Regions from separate parts of the Homo sapiens genome. Here region 1 is linked to region 2. Evidence: read pairs that join two places in POLR2A ChIA-PET (ENCODE). Cell type or tissue: A673. All regions are shown on one strand. Links, peaks and the distances in the headings refer to the core of each region. The heading gives the core; the rest is flanking DNA.

Region 1 (2,919 bases), core at 172-2,671, 120 kb before region 2:
GTGGCATCTCACACACACACACACACACACACACACACACACACACACACACACACAAAACCATGAAAAAGTAGAGAAAGAAGAAACTTCAGCTCTAATCCCACCACCCTTAAGTAACAAGTATGTCTGTTTTGCAGGTTTCCTCCAGGTTCTGCTCCTATTTTTCAATCATGGTGTCCATGTGATTTTGTGGCCCTGATTTTTTTTAAGTTGATATCATAAGCATTTTCCAGGTTTCTGTATATTCTCTATCATTATTATTTGCAATGGCTGAAAAAGGTTCCATTGAGTGAGTGACTAGATTAAGTCAACCCCTATAGCTTGACACTTCATTTGTTTCCTTAAGATAATTTGATTGAATCTACAGAAAATAACAAACATGGGACAGAGGTTTAAAATGAATTTAAATCATGCTTTTTTGGTTTGTGCAGATTGACTTGTACACGGCTGGGTAACTTATAGTCACTATTTAGTAATCCTGGGGCCAATCTTGGGCCTCACCCAGGAAGTGTCCAATGTATAGGCCAAAGCTCATCATAAGACTAGCCAGTTTCACCGGGAATTTTTGTAACCAAACACATTCACCTCCATTTCCTGCTCTGGTCACTACTGCATAGTCGGTTCTGATGAACAGGTAATGACATAAGGAACACAGTATGAGGCCTGGAGGAAGAGCCCCCAGAGAGTAGCCTCAGACAAATCCTTAACCTCCAGAGGCCCCAGTTTTCTTGTCTGTAATTATTTTTTGGACTGCCTTAACTCTGTTTGTCTTTCAAGGTTGTCACAAATTAAAAAAAGAAAAAAAAGAAAAAACAAAGTATTTGGAAAAGTATGTAAACACACGATACAAAGGCAAGATGTTGGGATACTGATGATTCTGTGGCCACGCCTTTAGAAGGTCTGGTCTTAGGGTAATAGTCTTGTCTGGATGGCAGGTGGGGGTGGACATGGGGGAACAGGTGAGGGAGCTGCCTTGGGAGACTCAGGCTTCAAAGCAACCCAGACTCTCACTGGCAGGTTGCTGCAGTGTTCTGAGCTCCCTGACTCCAGCAGTGGAGCCAAGGCCATGTTTCCAAACACCCACCAACTGCTCAGATTATAGAGCTCAGTAGTGGAAGGGGGAGTGCTCAAAGGCCCAAGCAACCACAGGAAGTGGAAGTCTTTCGGGGCTCCTCCCTCTTGGCTCAATTTACTATCCCCACAGGGGTTTTAAGCCTGGCTGAACTTGCCAAAGAGATCAGCTGTGGAGCTGGGGAGGAGGGAAAAGGTGGCAGATAGGTGAAATATTATGAAAGAGCTAGCCGATCCTTGTTTATTCACTGAGGAGTAACTAATGGGTGGGCCTGAGTGGGATGTAGGGGGGCAGGGAGATACACGTTTGCTACACTTGATGTATATATACTCTTTTTTGCTTAAGAGTCATGTAATAACTCTAAATACAAATGCATATATAAAATTCTAGGGTTATGAGATTAAGTCATACTGCAGGCCAATGGGAAAAAAGATCTCTAAAAACATATGCCAACTTGCATATAGCCAGACTCAAGTCTTTTAACTTCTATCGATAAACTCATTGATCTTCCCCAAACATATTTTTTGAACCTAGTTTTATTTTCATCTTACACAGCCTCAGGAAAGCTGCCTATAACTCCCATCTCATAGGCTCAGGTTTTCTGCAAATGTTGCCCTGAGCTCTATAGCAGTCCAGGATTCAGGGAACGAACCCAGTCCCCCGCTGCCCCATTTGCCTTGATGAGTTGATAGGTATGGTGTTTTAAAACAATCAGCAAAACAATTTGCACTGCAGAGTCCTTAGGAGTTTTTTTTTTAATTGGACAGTTGCCCATATTAACGGAAATCAAAAGCAGCATACAGTCATTCAATGTCCCAGCACTGGAGTACAGCCCACTGTTTTCCTGTGTGGGGTTCCACTTTAGTTCTTGTCTGTGTGCATGCATACATTTTTACAGAGTTGTGACCACTGCCTTTTTCTGTGACCCTGGTTATTGACATCTAGTTTTCCAAGTAACATTGACACACATCTGTTCAAATCAGTTGAGGTTCCCATCATGACTGACTCATTTGGCGGGAAAACCAAATTTACATGCCAATTGGAACAAAGAAGTGTGGGTATGGGGGAACAGCGGGGGGAAAGAAATGGTGGGAGAGGATTCCTTGGACTTACAGATCATAAAACATTTCCCAATAACATTTTTAAAGGATGTATAATATTACACTGAGTGATTGATTATATATTACCCTTCTATTTGGGACACTTGGGTGGTTTTCAATGCCTAGAGTTTTAAAATGCATATAAATTACAGCCTTTGAGAGATGATTGTATTTTCTTGAAACAGGAGTCTTCTGTGTCCAGGTCCCCGCCAACAGTGTTGATGTAGTGTTCCTTTGTTGGGGGGAAAAAAAATCAGTACTGCTAACTGGAGATGCTGGATGCCTTCAAGAAAAACATTCCTGTGATTTAAATTTTTAAAAAATTATGTTCAATTCTGGTTTATCAAACAACCTGGGTATCTTGTCTCACAACTTACCGAAATGTCGAATTTTAGATTTAGAGTTAGACTAAGCTCTTCCTAGTTTAAGGGCCACGTCTGTCTAATAAACTTTATACAATGCCACGTGCACGCAGCTTCCTCACTAACAAATAACATGTGTTGGGGAAAAAATGAGAAAATAGTGGAAAGGTGCCTCCTTGGAGGTGGTAACATCGGGTCAATTAATCAGCTGAGTATAAATTGATTCACTTTATACAAGTCTCCCACACATTATGATGCACATTTAGCAACGCTGAAAAACAATTTAAAAGAATACCTTAGGGAGTTGTTAAAGAGAATTTATAGTCTGGAACGAATTGCAATCTTCTTAATTGACACAGAAATGTTTGGCTAAAATATTGCTTTA
Region 2 (2,919 bases), core at 87-2,586:
GTTTTTGCCGTTGAAATTAGTGGCAAAAACTGCAATCATTTTCCACCAACCTAATAACTCATTTGTAGAACAGCCCTGATTTCCAGATACTGAAACTGAAGAACAGAGAGATTAAATAACTTACCTAAGGTCACACAGGTACTAAGTGGCAGAGCCAGAATTCAAACCCAGGTGGTATATAGCACATGAATCTGTGTTTGTATCTATGACTCAGGATGAATGCATAGCTAGAACTTACTAAGTCCGTGAGGAAATAAACCACCATAAGACCAGTGCAACCAATGGAAGAATTCATACCTTAAGAACCACAGCTAATAAGAAAATCTAAAAGGGATTTTAAAATAAGTATGCTGAAAATGTTCAAAGATTTTTTTTTTTTTTTTGAGACAGAGTATTGCTCTATCACCCAGGCTGGAGTGCAATGGTGCGATCTCAGCTCACTGCAACCTCCGCCTCCTGGGTTCAAGCGATTCTTCTGCCTCAGCCTCCTGAGTAGCTGGGATTACAGGTGCCTGCCATCATGCCCAGCTAATTTTTGTATTTTTTAGTAGAGATAGGATTTCATCATGTTGGCCAGGCTGGTCTTGAACTCCTGACCTCGGGTGATCCACCCGCCTCAGCCTCCCAAAGTGCTGGGATTACAGGCGTGAGCCACCATGCCTGGCCGAAAGAGGTTTTAAAAAGGAATAGAAACTAGAAGGCAAGAATAGAATAGTTTGAAAAATACAGGTGAATGCAAAAAAGAACCGAAATATAGGCATTGCAATGGAAAAAAGAACACTCAACAGAGGGATTAAACAACAAACTAAACACAGTTGATGAGAGAATGAGTGAACCAGAAGATAGAGCTGAGGAAATTATCCAGATGCAGAGCAGAGGAATAAAGAGATGAAAAATAAGAAAGGAAAGCTAAGCTACATGGAGGACAGAATGAGAAGTTCCAGTAAGTGTCCAGTTGGAGTTCCAGAAGGAGGGAAGAGAGAGAATGAGAAGAGGCAGTATTTGAAAGATAACAGAGGATATTTTCTGGAGTTGTGGGAAACCATGAGTCCTCTAACTTCCTGTCTTAGTATCAGCCTCTGGAGCCTGCAGGTCTGTAGCTAGTCCTCATGAGAGGAGTCAGCCTCTTAGCTCTGCCACTGCTGTGATAATAGCTCAAGAGCACCAAGTTGTTTATATAAACCAATGTTTCTCAATGTTGTTTTAAAAAAATTATCATCCCCTTCATCCCAGGAGCCTTTTTAGACGTCTTTTTTTTTTCTAATTTCTCCCCCCATTAAATTTTAATACCAAAGAGATGCTGTGTATCTGTGTATGTATTGTATGTGTACCTGTGCTTTGGGCAAGCATCCTATAGGATGTCCCCATCACCTGGAAGGAAGGGTGTTCTACTTCTTTTTGCCTCTTCCTTGGCATGGCTTTCTACTCATTCTTCAGGTGTCAGGTTAAATGCCACATCCTGAATCTCCCAGAATAGATCAGGCCGCTATGTTATATGCTCTCCTTTAAGGTACTAATGTAAAGTATAAGTAAATAATGATCTGCGTAATTACTTATTCAGCAGGGGCCATGTCTCTCTCGCGTTCTGCTGTGTCCCTGGGGCTCAGCACACTGGCGGGCAGTTGGTAGATGCTCAAATAGCTGAATAAATGAATGAGCACCATGAGTGGCATTACCTGAGCAGATGAGAGGAAAATCACAGCCCTGGGAGGAGCCTTGGAAAGCTATTTTAACTCTTCCCCAGTTTATGGGCAGAAGTATTGTGTAACTACTTCTGAAAGAGCAAAGTATGTGCTTTTCTTAAAACCACACTACAGTAGTTCCTTTTTCCTTTAAATAGTTTTCATTATTTGGAAGCAAAAGGTGGTCAGGAAGCAGTTGAGAATAGAGACAGACCTCTTTTTGAAAATACGTAAAAATAACATCTAAAATCATTTCCTATTTTAGAAGAGCCAGGGAAACTCCCAGCTTCAAAGAAACCCTGTAGTAAATTCTTTTGTTACAAGGAATAATGGACCAAATTGAGTGAAGATTCTCTTTTTACCTACTCCCCAACAAAAAAAGACAGGTTGAAATTTGTTATGGTCACAATGGTGTGCTCATACCAACTTACAAGAGACAAATTAATTTTGAGAGCTGAGTTGTTAAATTCAGCCATTATTAGAAATTAAATTATATAACCTTGCAATAAAATAAATTATATGAAAAACAAAGCTTGGCTAGGTGTGGTGGCTCATGCCTGTAATCCCAACACTTTAGGAGGCTGAGGTGGGAGGATCACTCAAGCTGAGGAGTTCCAGACCAGCCTGGGCAACATAGGGAGACCATATCTCTACAAAACATAATTTTTAAAAAATTAGCTGGGTGTGGTGCCACACACCTGTGGTCCCAGCTGAGGCAGGAGGATCGTTTGAGCCCAGGAGGTCAAGGCTGCAGTGAGCTATGATCATGCCACTGCACTCCAGCCTGGGTGACAGAATGAGACCCTGTCTCAAAAAACAAAACCAAAAAAACCCACAAAGCTAATACATATGCGAAACTCATCCCTTTCTAATTATTTGACTACACTTTGCTATTATCCATGCTCTTGAGGTTACTTATATCTTTTATATCAGTATACTGGAAATACTATATAATGTTCTGCCACTGGACATCTCTTCCCAACTCCACATTCTGTGACATCAAGTTGTGTAGCCTGAAGTTGGCCATGGTAGGACTATTTATGTCAGGGAAACTAGCAAATGCTACAAAGCAGTGCTTAATCTATTGTTGTGTTGATTGTCTTGACCAAGAGTTGAGAACTTTCCCCACAGTCTGTTTTTGTGTAGCCCACAAGCAAAGGATGATTTTTACATTTTTAAAGGGTTGTAAAAAAAATGACTATGTGGCTACAAAGCCTGAAATGCTTAGCCAGGCGCA

The links. ChIA-PET counts read pairs that join two places held together with the same protein. Peaks named below come from ENCODE experiments on the same cell type or tissue, not always from the same donor. Only the 100,000 strongest peaks of a DNase experiment are listed, where the experiment ranks them.
Region 1: POLR2A ChIA-PET joins it to region 2 with 5 read pairs; 8 of 35 experiments call an interaction of 5 or more read pairs at or near these places.

Annotation. Positions count from the first base shown.
Region 1 is chrX:134,541,528-134,544,446 of GRCh38, forward strand. It overlaps MIR503HG (MIR503 host gene), which reads right to left. Exons shown (of 3, transcript NR_024607.1): 3 at 1,850-2,472. Among named protein-coding and RNA genes, the nearest start is that of MIR542, 1.6 kb to the left of the region's middle. In A673, for the core only: no CTCF peak of the experiment used is centred there; a DNase peak (open chromatin) is centred at 1,174.
Region 2 is chrX:134,659,740-134,662,658 of GRCh38, forward strand. It overlaps a transcript of PLAC1 not described here. Among named protein-coding and RNA genes, the nearest start is that of PLAC1, 2.7 kb to the left of the region's middle. In A673, for the core only: no CTCF peak of the experiment used is centred there; no DNase peak of the experiment used is centred there.